Linked DNA regions of Homo sapiens: region 2 is linked to region 1. Evidence: read pairs that join two places in POLR2A ChIA-PET (ENCODE). Cell type or tissue: IMR-90. All regions are shown on one strand. Each heading gives the region's core, and the rest is flanking DNA. Links, peaks and the distances in the headings are about the cores only.

Region 1 (5,694 bases), core at 675-4,674:
CAAAGAAGCAGGTGGTGAGGATGTGGGGGTTGAAAGGAAGTGGTGCATCAAGCACATGAGCTGTAGCTGTGATGGTTTAGCATTTCCTTTGAAGTGTATGGAACATGTTCTACCACTTGAGATAATGGGGAACATGTTCTAGTTTAAGATACTATCATTTTATGTGCCTGGGAGTGCTAGAAGCAAGAAGCCAGCAAGTCTAGACACATTCCAGAGGCCATGAGGGGTTTTATACCCTAAGCCCTGGATTCCATCCAAGCCACGAAGGGTTTTATGCCCTGGGCTTAGATTGTGGTGCAGCAGGACAGACTTCCACCCTTTAGCACAGAGCTTGGTGTTCCAAAGGCCACAAGGGGTTTTAGACCCTGGACCCCAGAGATGTTCCAAGACTCTTTTACATTATGTCTGACATGGAAGCCCTGCCTCAGCTTTTCTCCCAACAGACTGATTCACTGGTTGTGTGGATGAACTCCATATCCAGCCCCTGTCCCTTCCCTGCAGGTCATGTTGATATCACATGGTACAAAACCCAACCCTGTAATCACATGGTTGGTCTTCTAGCATGACCAGCACCTACCCTAGGTCATCTCATTAGTAGAAACTTAGCAGTGGCCCCAGGGGCTTACCAGGAATAACAAAGACACACCTATTACCTGGGAAATTCTAAGGGTTTAGACACTCCCTCCCAGAAACCCAGGACAAATATCAAATTATTTATTATACAAGAAAAAGAACTACCTTAGACAGCAAGACACCCAACTTTTAGGCCTTACTTCACTACTCACCAGTTCAGTAGTGAAACCTGAATAAATGCTGAAGTTGATCTGATAAGTGATTACTTCTAGATATGGGTTAGTAAGGAACCAGTCAAAACATCTGAAGCAAACTGAGTCATTTGTTTACCTGATCCATTTATTTATTCATCTACTCATTCAGCAAATACACAAAAAGCTAGTAAGTGCTAGGCATAATTTACATTGCCACCAAGTGTGACCTGTAATTGAGTTCATAAGGCTGGTGGGTAGGTTTTCCCCAGGAATGATACCTTTAAATCCAAAAAGAAAAAAAATAAAAGAGATCCTCCTGAAACACTGGAAATTAGTTAAGGGCAAGGTGCAGAGCAAGGTGGAGAGGTGGCTAACATGATCAGATGCCCCCAGTTTGGGCATAGTCAGGAAAACAGTGAGTGCAGCTGGGTGCCTACCATCAAGCCATTCCTTGAATCCTCATATCAACCCACAGGCTTTGCATTCTCATTATGGGCAAGGCAAGCAGGGAGGCAGAGCTGCCCTTGTGACTGTCAGTGTGGCCAAACCAACAAGTGAGGGACTGAGACTGAACCCAGGCTTCCTGACCCCAAGACCACCTCTCCTTCCATCACTTCATGCCTAACTTCACTCTCATTTAACATTGTTCCCAGGTTGGCATCTCTTCTGAAGTTTGGTTTCAGAATGTTCAAGAGTTTTGAAGGGAAGTAATTTCTGTTGAAACTTGGATAGCAGTTGGGCCACATTCAAGGAAAAGTGACAACTGTATCCTTTCTCAGTCAGATCTGGGAATATATCTTTGCCTGTTTTCTTTTTTCCACTTGGAAAGAAGATCCAAGTGAGGACTAAGTTCTGATTTCTTCTATCTTGCCCAAATTCCTATCTAAGGGGTGTGGAGAGTCTTGCCATACAAACCATCAATTCTCATCAGATGGGTTTTATTTGAACCTGTATATTGTGACTTACTTTTTGATCTGACTCTGGTGTAACATTACATGACAAGTAAGAAAATCAAAATGTTTTACCCCAAACCATGTTTCTTTGCCCTATTTTAAAATGGTCCTGCAAAGCTGTACTTTGTGGGGGAAAATTTGCATCTGTAAAGAATCTCTATTAATACAGCTAGATCTTTTTCTTCCAGGCCTTCTCAATCCTGAAGAGATTAACTGAGAGTCTAGCACCTTTTCAAGGTCTGAATAGGAAACCTATGTCATCTATTGTCTCTAAGGCAGCCACTATGAGACTTCAAAAGAACTTTGGTCTCCACTACCTTTTATCTTAACCTGAACATTTCCTTTCTATTGATTCCAAGTCTTTAGACAAACTCAACCAATTGTCAACCAGAAAGTGTTTAAATGTCCCTATAGTCTGGAAGCCCCTGCTTCGAATTGTCCCACATTTCTGAACCAAACTAATGTATTTCTCAAATGTATTTGATTGATGTCTCATGCCTCCCTAAAATGTATAAAACCAAGCTGTGCCCCAACCACCTTGGGCACAAGTTCTCAGGACCTCCTTAGGGCTGTGTCATGGGCCATAGTCACTCATATTTGGCTCAGAATAAATCTCTTCAAATATTTTACAGAGTTTGACTTTTTTTTTGACACAAGCATCTTTTCTATATGTGTCCACTCCTCCAGACAGCGGTTGTAATACCTAGCCCCCAGTATTTGTTACTATTACTGCATATCAGATTATCCCCAAAACCAAGCAGCTGGAGTGTCAATGAGTGTCAACAAGTGACAATTAAAAGAGTCAAACTCCATAAAATATTTGAAGAGATTTATTCTGAGCAAAATATGAGCGACCATGGCCCATGACACAGCCCTCGGGGGTCCTGAGAACATGTGCCCAAGGTTGTTGGGGCACAGCTTGGTTTTATGTATTTTAGGGAGACATGAAACATCAATCAAATACATTTAAGAAATACATTGGTTTGGTTCAGAAAGGCGGGACAACTCAAAGAGGGGGCTTCCAGGTTATAGGTAAATTTAAACATTTTCTGGCTGAAAATTGGCTGAGTTTATCTGAAGACCTGGGGTCAATGGAAAGGAATATTCAGGTTAAGATAAAAGATTGTGGAGACGAAGTTTTATTGTGCAGAGGAATCTCTCAGAGAGCAGACTTCAGAGAGAGAGCAGATTGTAAAATGTTTCTTATTGGACCTAAAAGGGTGCCTGGGTCTTAGTTGATTACCTCCTGGATCTGGAAAGAAAGGAAGGAAAACAAAGGTGAAAAGGGATTATCTATAGGATGTAAATTTTTCCCACAAGAGATTTGCAGGGCAATTTCAAAGTATGGCAAGGAAATATATTTTGGGGTTAAACATTTTTTTCCTTGTCTCATAATATTATGCCAGAGTCAGATCAAAAAGTAAGTCACAATATATAGGTTCAAGTAAAACCCATCTGTTGAGAATTGATGGTTTGTAAGGCATGACTCCCTAGATCCCTTAGGTAGGAATTTGGGCAAGATAAAAAAATCAGAGCTTGTTCCTCACAGGGAACATTTGTTATCTCACACAGCTTGAGATGGTCACAGTCCAGCAGTCCCTTAACTGGGAAGTTCTGTTGTAGGACCTCTCACGAAGTTGCAGTAAAGGTATTGACGTAGGCTTCCATCATCTGAAGGCTCCACTAGGGTAAAAGTTCCCCGCTTCTTACCATGTGGACATCTCTGTATGACTGTCACTGCATGGCAGCTGGCTTCCCCAAGAATGAGTGACTGTGGGAGCTGGTGCTGGCTCAATCCAGTCAGAAGCCTCACTAACTTTACAACCTAGTCTCAGAAGTAACATAGCATCCACTTTGGGAGGGCAAGGTGTGCAGATCACTTGAGGTCAGAAGTTTGAGGCCAGCCTGGCCAATAGAGTGAAACCTCATCTCTACGAAAAATACAAAAATTAGCCAGGCATGGTGGTGCATGCCTGTAGTCCCAGCTACTTGGGAGGCTGAGGTAAGGGAGGAGACCACCCCTCATATTGTCTTATGTCTAATTTCTGCCTTCAAAGAAAGAAGAAGTAAAAACTAAAAGGCAGAAATGAAATCCACAGGCAGACAGCCTGGCACCATGCCCTGGGCCTGGTAGTTAAAGACTGACCCCGAACTAACCGGTTATGTCATCTATAGATTCCAGACATTGTATGGCAAAGCACTGTGAAAATCCCTGTCCTGTTCTGTTCTGTTCTGATTACCACTGCATGCAGCTCCCAGTCACTTACCCCCTGCTTGCTCAGTCGATCATGACCCTCTCATGCAGACCCCCTTAGAGTTGTAATCCCTTAAAAGGGACAGGAATTGCTCACTCAGGGAGCTCGGTTTTTGAGACATGAGTCTTTCCGACCCTCCTGGCTAAACAAAGCCCTTCCTTCTTTAACTTGGTGTCTGAGGGGTTTTGTCTGTGGCTTGTCCTGCTACATTTCTTGGTTCCCTGACTGAGAAGCGAGGTGATTAATGGATGGATGGTTGAGACAGCCCCTTAGGCAGCTTAGGCCTGCCCCGCGGAGCATCCCTGCAGGAGACTCTGGCCAGTTTGGGCAATGTGGATCCTGGGAGTGCTCCCGGGTATGCATTTGCCCCGGTGGAACGCCTCACCAGAGTGGTGCATGGCAGGCCCCTGCAGAAGATCAATGCAGTGGCTGAACACCGGGAAGGAACTGGCATTTGGAGTCCAGACATCTGAAACTCAGTAAGACTCGTCTTTGGAACTTGCCCACTCCATTTGAGTGGAAGTGTGGCCTGATCACCCACAACATGCCTGTACTGGCACTTTGGTTTTTGGTTTTTGTTTTTGACTTGACTTGGATTGCTTGATACTTTGGTTTTGGTTTTGATCTGGCTAGGATTTCTTGATATTCTGACTTTGGTTTTGATTCTGGTTTGGTATAAACTGTAAAAGTGTGTGTGTGCCCTTTTTACCTGTTCTTTGTTTTGTGGTGTGTGTATGGTGTGAGTGTGGTGTTTTGTCTTGAGGAAGCATGGGTCAGGCACAAAGTAAGCCCACCCCACCAGGAACTATGTTGAAAAATTTCAAGAAAGGATTTAAGGGAGATTACGGTGTTACTATGACACCAGGAAAACTTAGAGCTTTGTGTGAAATAGACTGGCCAGCATTAGAGGTAGGTTGGCCATCAGAAGGAAGCCTGGACAGGTCCCTTGTTTCAAAGGTATGGCACAATGTAACCTGTAAGCCAGGGCACCCAGACCAGTTCCTGTACATAGACACTTGGTTACAGCTGGTTTTAGACACCCCATCCCCGCCCCACAGTGGTTGAGAGAACAGCAGCATAAGTGGCTGGCAGAGGCAAGGAAAGACCAGCAGGGAGAGAGAGAGAAAAGAGACAGAGAGGAAAAGAGACAAAGAGAGAGAGGAAGAGACAGAGAGACAAAGAGGGAGTCAAGGAGAAAGAGAAAGAGAGAAAGAGAAAGATATACAAGTAGTTAAAAAAAGTGTACCCTATTCATTTAAAAGCTAGGGTAAATTTAAAACCTATAATTGATAATTGAAGGTCTTCTCTGTGACCCTAAAACACTCCAATACCACCTTGTTGTAAGTGTAAACAATGACATAGCCCGAAAGCACTGAGGCCACTCACAACCTGCAGCCTTCCTATCAAAAATCCTTAACCCAGTAACCAGCGGATGGCCCAAATGCATTCAATCTGTAGAGGCAACTCCTTTGCCTACAGAAGAAAGTAGAAAAATAACTTTTAGAGGAAACTTCATTGTGAGTGCAGCTCACCAGTTCAGAAGTATTCTAAGTAAAAAAAAAAAAAAAAAAAAAAAGGATGTTTGCAACAAGTCAGAAAGTTGAGGCATGTCAAAAAATTATCTGTGAAAATTGTGGAAAAAAAAGGTTATAAAAAGAATTTATGCAAGAAATGTTGTATAATTTAAAAGCAACAAGGCCTCCTGAATGTAAAACTATT
Region 2 (5,694 bases), core at 803-4,802, 120 kb after region 1:
CATCTCTATGCGCAGGTAGTCCCTTTGCCAGTGGGTGGGCACACCAGGAACCAGCTCTGAAAGGGAGGTGTTGGGGCAAAGGACCCACCCTCCCGACCACCACATGGGTCCTTGTGTCCAGGGCTCTGAACCTGACTTTCCACTCCAGTCATAAGAAAGCCCATTCCTTTGTGAGCAGGCAGGCAAACAAAATGATAGAATATTTAAACCTGAAAAAAAAATGGTCTAAAAGTATAGAATTTTCTCACAAATGTGAATGAAAGTCAAATGGGAACACAGATGCCAATGAAGAGAATTAAAAATTTTTTTCATTATAATTTTTAATTAAAAATACATATTTAGTACCTCTCAACACATATACCAGATCCATGAGCCCAAGCGTTTTTGAATATGCAAAAGAGTGTACAAGACGCGGCAAGGATGAGACACGGCATTCTGGAGCACTGCTTAAAGTGTCAATCCACTGGCAAAAGTTCAGCACGCCTGCTGTTCTGCAGGACCACACCTGCTCAGGAAAGTGAAATGTGACGAATACACAAAAAGAGACAGCACATTCACGGGGGAACACGCAGGTGGCACGTGGTTGGCAAAGACACAGCCGAACCGTACTTGTGCCAGCTTCTCAGAACACTCTGGAGCCCAGCCTCTCTGCCTCCTCGTGCTTGGCTTTGGCACTTTCTGTAACATCTCTCTGCATCTACATGTCTTCATCTGTAACACAAGGAAACCCCTGGTACCCGTGGGGCTGTTATGAGGGCCCAGTAACTGAGGATGGCACTCAGCGGGGTGTTGACACGCAGCAGGAGCCCAGGTGATGGCTGCCATTGTGTTGTCATCCCCATACCAGTTCGCTGTTATGGCTAGGGACACATGCAGGATCCGGTGTGGCACTTTCTCAACAAGGTATGCACGCACCTCTATCCTCCCTAAAAAGCTCCAGAGGGGTGAGTCTCAGCTCACTTCGGCTCTCAGGGTCAGGAGCAGCTCAGATGTGAGGGCACGTATGAACAGGCTAGGGGGAGCACTGTGGGTCTATGAGAGGAGCCCCGTTTCCCAGGTAAGGGTGGGCAGCGGGGCTGGATCGTATGCTGCTTTGGACAAACAAACGTTACTGAGACATAAGTGCTCTGGAGCGCCTGGGTGCGGTCCACCTGTTCCGTGCTTTGGAGAAGGGCCTTGATGGAACTGGGCTCCAGCCTCCAAACCTGGGCTGCGAGGGGCCCACTCCTGGCCTTGCTGTGAGGCAGACTCATAGCCCTGGCCAAGTCGCTTGGCTGCCCCGGGCCTCGACTGCTTCATTTTCATAGAAAAGCGCTGAGCCAGGCTATCGCCTTTCCAGAATTCTACAGATAGTGCAAACTATCGATTAACTTCACTTTTTAAACGTAACTGTGTATAGCAGGCTTTGAAGAAGAAAAAGAAAACCCACAGTAGAAGCACAAGGGGATCAAGTGGTCCTCTTGGACACCACACAACCAACCTTTCTCGCCACTGAATGAAGTTTCTTAGCACAGCCGGTTAAACATTACAGATTTAGTCAACTTCAATTAGCAGCATTAGAACGAACTGCATGTTTACCACTAATTCATCTCTACTTTACAAACACCCACTTGTAAATTTCACAAATCAGACAATCAACAACTATGTTCCTTAAAAAAACAAAAACACAAAACCAAGCAAGATTCCCCATCAACAGCTGCCTCAGCACGGCCTGCTTCCAGGAAGGAACGCAGGCCACCCCAGCCTTTAACTTATGAACAGTTGCCCTCTGGGTGGCTCTCACAGCTGTGGGGGTCACTGAGGACAACCTGAGTGCGTGCCCAAAATCTGTGAATTCCCAAACGGAAGGGGAAGTTATAAAGAAAAACCCACATCAGCCTGGAGGAGTTGATCATAGGGACAGACTTCTGGGCAAAAACTGACATGAGTCAATGCAGGCTGATGTGCAGAAATACACCCAACTCCACCCATACTTGCCAAGGTCCATCGGTTACACCAAGGCAGCACGTGGGCCATGCAGGAGCCCTACAGATGCCCACCTGCTTGCAGGCAGGCAGCTTCACACATCAAGCCAGTAAACGAGCGCTCTCTCAGTAGCCTCATACCTGCTTCCAGGAAACAGACACTAAAATGGAATAGAGCAAAGGAACATTTTGGACATATGGATAGCACCTAAAAAAGAAAGCACACCGTATGGGTAAATGCAGACAGAAACATGCTAGGAAGATGGTTCTCTAATTCCCTGGCATATTTGGTTCACGTTTCTTTATTCGTAAACTTAAGACTCCCGCTTGAGTAACTCAAGTAATTAGTTAGGAAGGGGTGATCTTTAGGAAGCTGAAGCAGGGTGAGATCATCTTAGTAAGAAGCAACCAAGATGCCAGTTCCTGGGAAATGCTCTGCCTAATGTTTTGCCTTTCACCAGGACACGACTGGCTCTCACCCAGCCAAGCGCACACAGCAATGTGAATCCCACACACCCCACTGTGAACTCCACACCTGATTCTCCTTAGTATTCCAAGGGTACGGACCCCACCTTCACTTCCCAGGGTCTCTCCTGCCTTGTCCTCCATTAGAAATCTTTTTAGACAATCCGTGTCTATTTTCTCTCGAAGTATCCTCCCACTAATCTGTTGTGATTTGTTTTACATTTTTGGTTCTAAATACTTGGAAGCTAAAGATACACAAAAACAAACCCACATTTATTTTGGGGTGTCTGGCACCACAACTACTGCCGAAGATTCCATGTTATGTGGGCCCTTCCTATTATGAACAATCTTGCAAGACAGAATTTTAATGAATTCTAAATTCTGATACATTATATTTAATTCATGTTCATACAATGGTAAATTATACAACAGAGACATGAAAAGTAAACGTGAAGTATTAAATGCATCTCTGAAAACCCACAGAGTCCTTGTCTTAGCGTGATAAAGAGACGATAAACAATTTGTTGGAGAAGCGGAACATTTAAAATAGAATTAAGATAGCTGAATTTTCTTCCCCTTATGTTACATACAAACATTTTAAGGGGAACAGTTTGGCTTTGTACTGATTTGAAAGGAAAAAGTGGTTCCTTGGAGAGCGGCTTAGTTTAGAAAGCATGTCTGAATGGTATGTAGGATGATTAACAGGAATTTTCTCATTCCTGAAGAACATTCAACTCAGAAAAACAAACTACTTCTAAGACAAATGCACCATAAAGAATCAGCTTCTCCTTTTACATGACTCACAGAATATATAAGCCACACTGAGCATCCCAAGCACTCAACACCCAGGAAGCATATATACCAAAAATTACTGGGTACATCTCATTTCCAGCCTGTGTCAGGACCAAGTACCCTGTGGGAAAAGCCTGATGTTCTCTAGACCAGGGGTCCCCAACCCCCCGGGGCCACAGACCAGTACCTCTGTGGCCTGTTAGGAATGGGCTGCACGGCAGGAGATGAGCAGTGGGCTGGCGAGCATTACCACCAGAGCTCTGCCTCCTGTCAGGCGGTGCAGCATTAGATTCTCACAGGAGCGCAAACACTATTGTGAACTACGCCTGTGAGGGATCTAGCTTGTGAGCTCCTTTTGAGCATCTATCTAATGCTGATGATCTGAGGTGGAACAGTTTCATCCCGAAACCATCGCCCCCACCTCCTGCCACCATCCATGTAAAAACTGTCTTCCACGAAACCAGTTCCTGGTGCCAAAAAGTTTGGGGACTGCTGTTACAGATGAACTGCACTGTGACAGCTAGTACTGACAACAGCAAGAAGCCATCTGTGTAACAGGATCTTGATTATATACTTATATTAACACTGGGAAAAGAGACACAATGTCAACCGTGATTACTTCTGAGTGATAAGATCACGGAGCATTTGCTTTTCTCTTTTATGCTTTTCTATAGTTTCCAAATTTTAAAAGTAATATCCCAGCTGGCCACGGTGGCTCACGCCTGTAATCCCGGCACTTTGGGAGGCCAAGGTGGGTGGATCACCTGAGGTCAGGAGTTCGAGACCAGCCTGGCCAACATGGAGAAACCTTGTCTCTACTAAAAATACAAAATCAACTGGGTGTGGCGGCGCATGCCTGTAATCCCAGCTACTTGGGAAGCTGAGTCAGGAAAATTGCTCGAACCTGGTAGGCGGAGGTTGCGGTGAGCCAAGATATTGCCATTGCACTTCAGCCTGGGCAACAAGAATGAAACTCTGTCTCAAATAATAATAATAATAATAATAATAATATCTCTGTCTTTAAGAGTGAAGACAACTGATTAATAGTTTTATAAAACTCAGGCATTTCAGAGATTATGATTCTGAGGAATATCTGTTTGCAGAAAACTGTGCCATACAAAGAAACTGATGACAAAGATGCTGAAGATGACTCATGCGGCAGCGGCACATGTGTGCTGACAAAACTGCTCCCAGATTAAACTCAATTACGGAAAAGGAGTATACTCCTATGACACTCAGCTTCTCAGTTATTTTGATTAATGGCTCTTGCTCACCTCAACATTAAGGAACCAGGAAAAGTTACAAAGACGTGAATCCCTAGGGTCCAGGCAGAACTGGGGAACTGTTCCCTTAGCATTTTGGGGGCTAGCGCAAGGGCAGCAAATAACCTCAACAGTCGTGTGGGTGGGAGTCGCCAGTATTGATGCCTAGCAGGAACTGCATCTCCCTCCCACACCAATCAGCACCCCCAATTCCTGAGACTGAACAGCAATCACAAGAGGCAGAGTCAGGCCACACTGGGCTCAAATGTCAGTCCCAGCACGTACTGTGTGTTCTTGGGCACCTCACTTAACTTCTGAGTATCAGTTTTCTCACATGCAAAATGAGGCTATTATGATTTCCCTAGTAGGCTTACTGTGAAGATGAAATAAAAACATATTCGGGCACCTGGCAGGTACCTAGCACACTTTAGGCACTCGAGGAGAAATAATTATCACGGCCCATTTGCTGGGAAAACGCTTGTGAGATTAGTTTGGGGGACTTGGTTTAGGCTTTTCTACTGCATGAGCTTTCTGTTTGGCTTCAGGGTGGAAGCCACATACTCCTCAGCAGGGAGGTCAGGGAGCACTGATGCTGGCTGAGGGAGCCTGCGGCCCTGACACCAGCTACCAAGAGGCCTCCTGCTGGGGAGGGCTCTGGTGACCGCTTTTTAGTTGAAGGTACTCGTGTTATTTGGATGGTGTTATTCCAGTGTTATTCTTTCTAGTATTATTTGGATGGTGTTAACTGCATCTAAAGTCATCCATTTGCAGGGAACCGTGTGTGTGTGTGTGTGTGTGTGTGTGTGTGTGTGTGTGTGTGTGTACATGCACATGTGAGCTAGAGGTTACAGATCTTTCCCGTGGGTTCGGAGGGCCAAACTCATGTGTGAAAGGGACAAAGAAGAGAAGGCCAGGTCCAGTCTTTAACATGAGAGAAATTGAATGCCTGGCTGAGGTACCTAATCAGCTGCCTCAGAAGTGCCAGCTCTCCGAGGTAGGCCCTGGATTACATTATCTTTACACATCTGAAAATGAAAATTCACTGACATAAAGAAGTATGTCATAAGGATAACTGTGTACCTCCCAAGCCTGAGATTCACACCTGCAGCCTTCTCTGCATCCTACTGACGTCCCACCCTAACCTCAAACTCCACTACGCACCGTGGCTCAGTCTCCTCTTACTTCCCCCACTCTCTGGGTCACTGTTGGTC

Evidence for each region. Peaks named below come from ENCODE experiments on the same cell type or tissue, not always from the same donor. Only the 100,000 strongest peaks of a DNase experiment are listed, where the experiment ranks them.
Region 2: POLR2A ChIA-PET joins it to region 1 with 5 read pairs; 2 of 35 experiments call an interaction of 5 or more read pairs at or near these places.

The regions. Positions count from the first base shown.
Region 1 is chr2:105,984,391-105,990,084 of GRCh38, reverse strand. No RefSeq gene overlaps it. Among named protein-coding and RNA genes, the nearest start is that of ECRG4, 78 kb to the left of the region's middle. In IMR-90, for the core only: no CTCF peak of the experiment used is centred there; no DNase peak of the experiment used is centred there.
Region 2 is chr2:105,864,441-105,870,134 of GRCh38, reverse strand. The region is part of intron 3 of NCK2 (NCK adaptor protein 2); the gene reads right to left. Among named protein-coding and RNA genes, the nearest start is that of NCK2, 120 kb to the right of the region's middle. In IMR-90, for the core only: no CTCF peak of the experiment used is centred there; a DNase peak (open chromatin) is centred at 3,144; H3K27ac peaks cover 1,106 bases.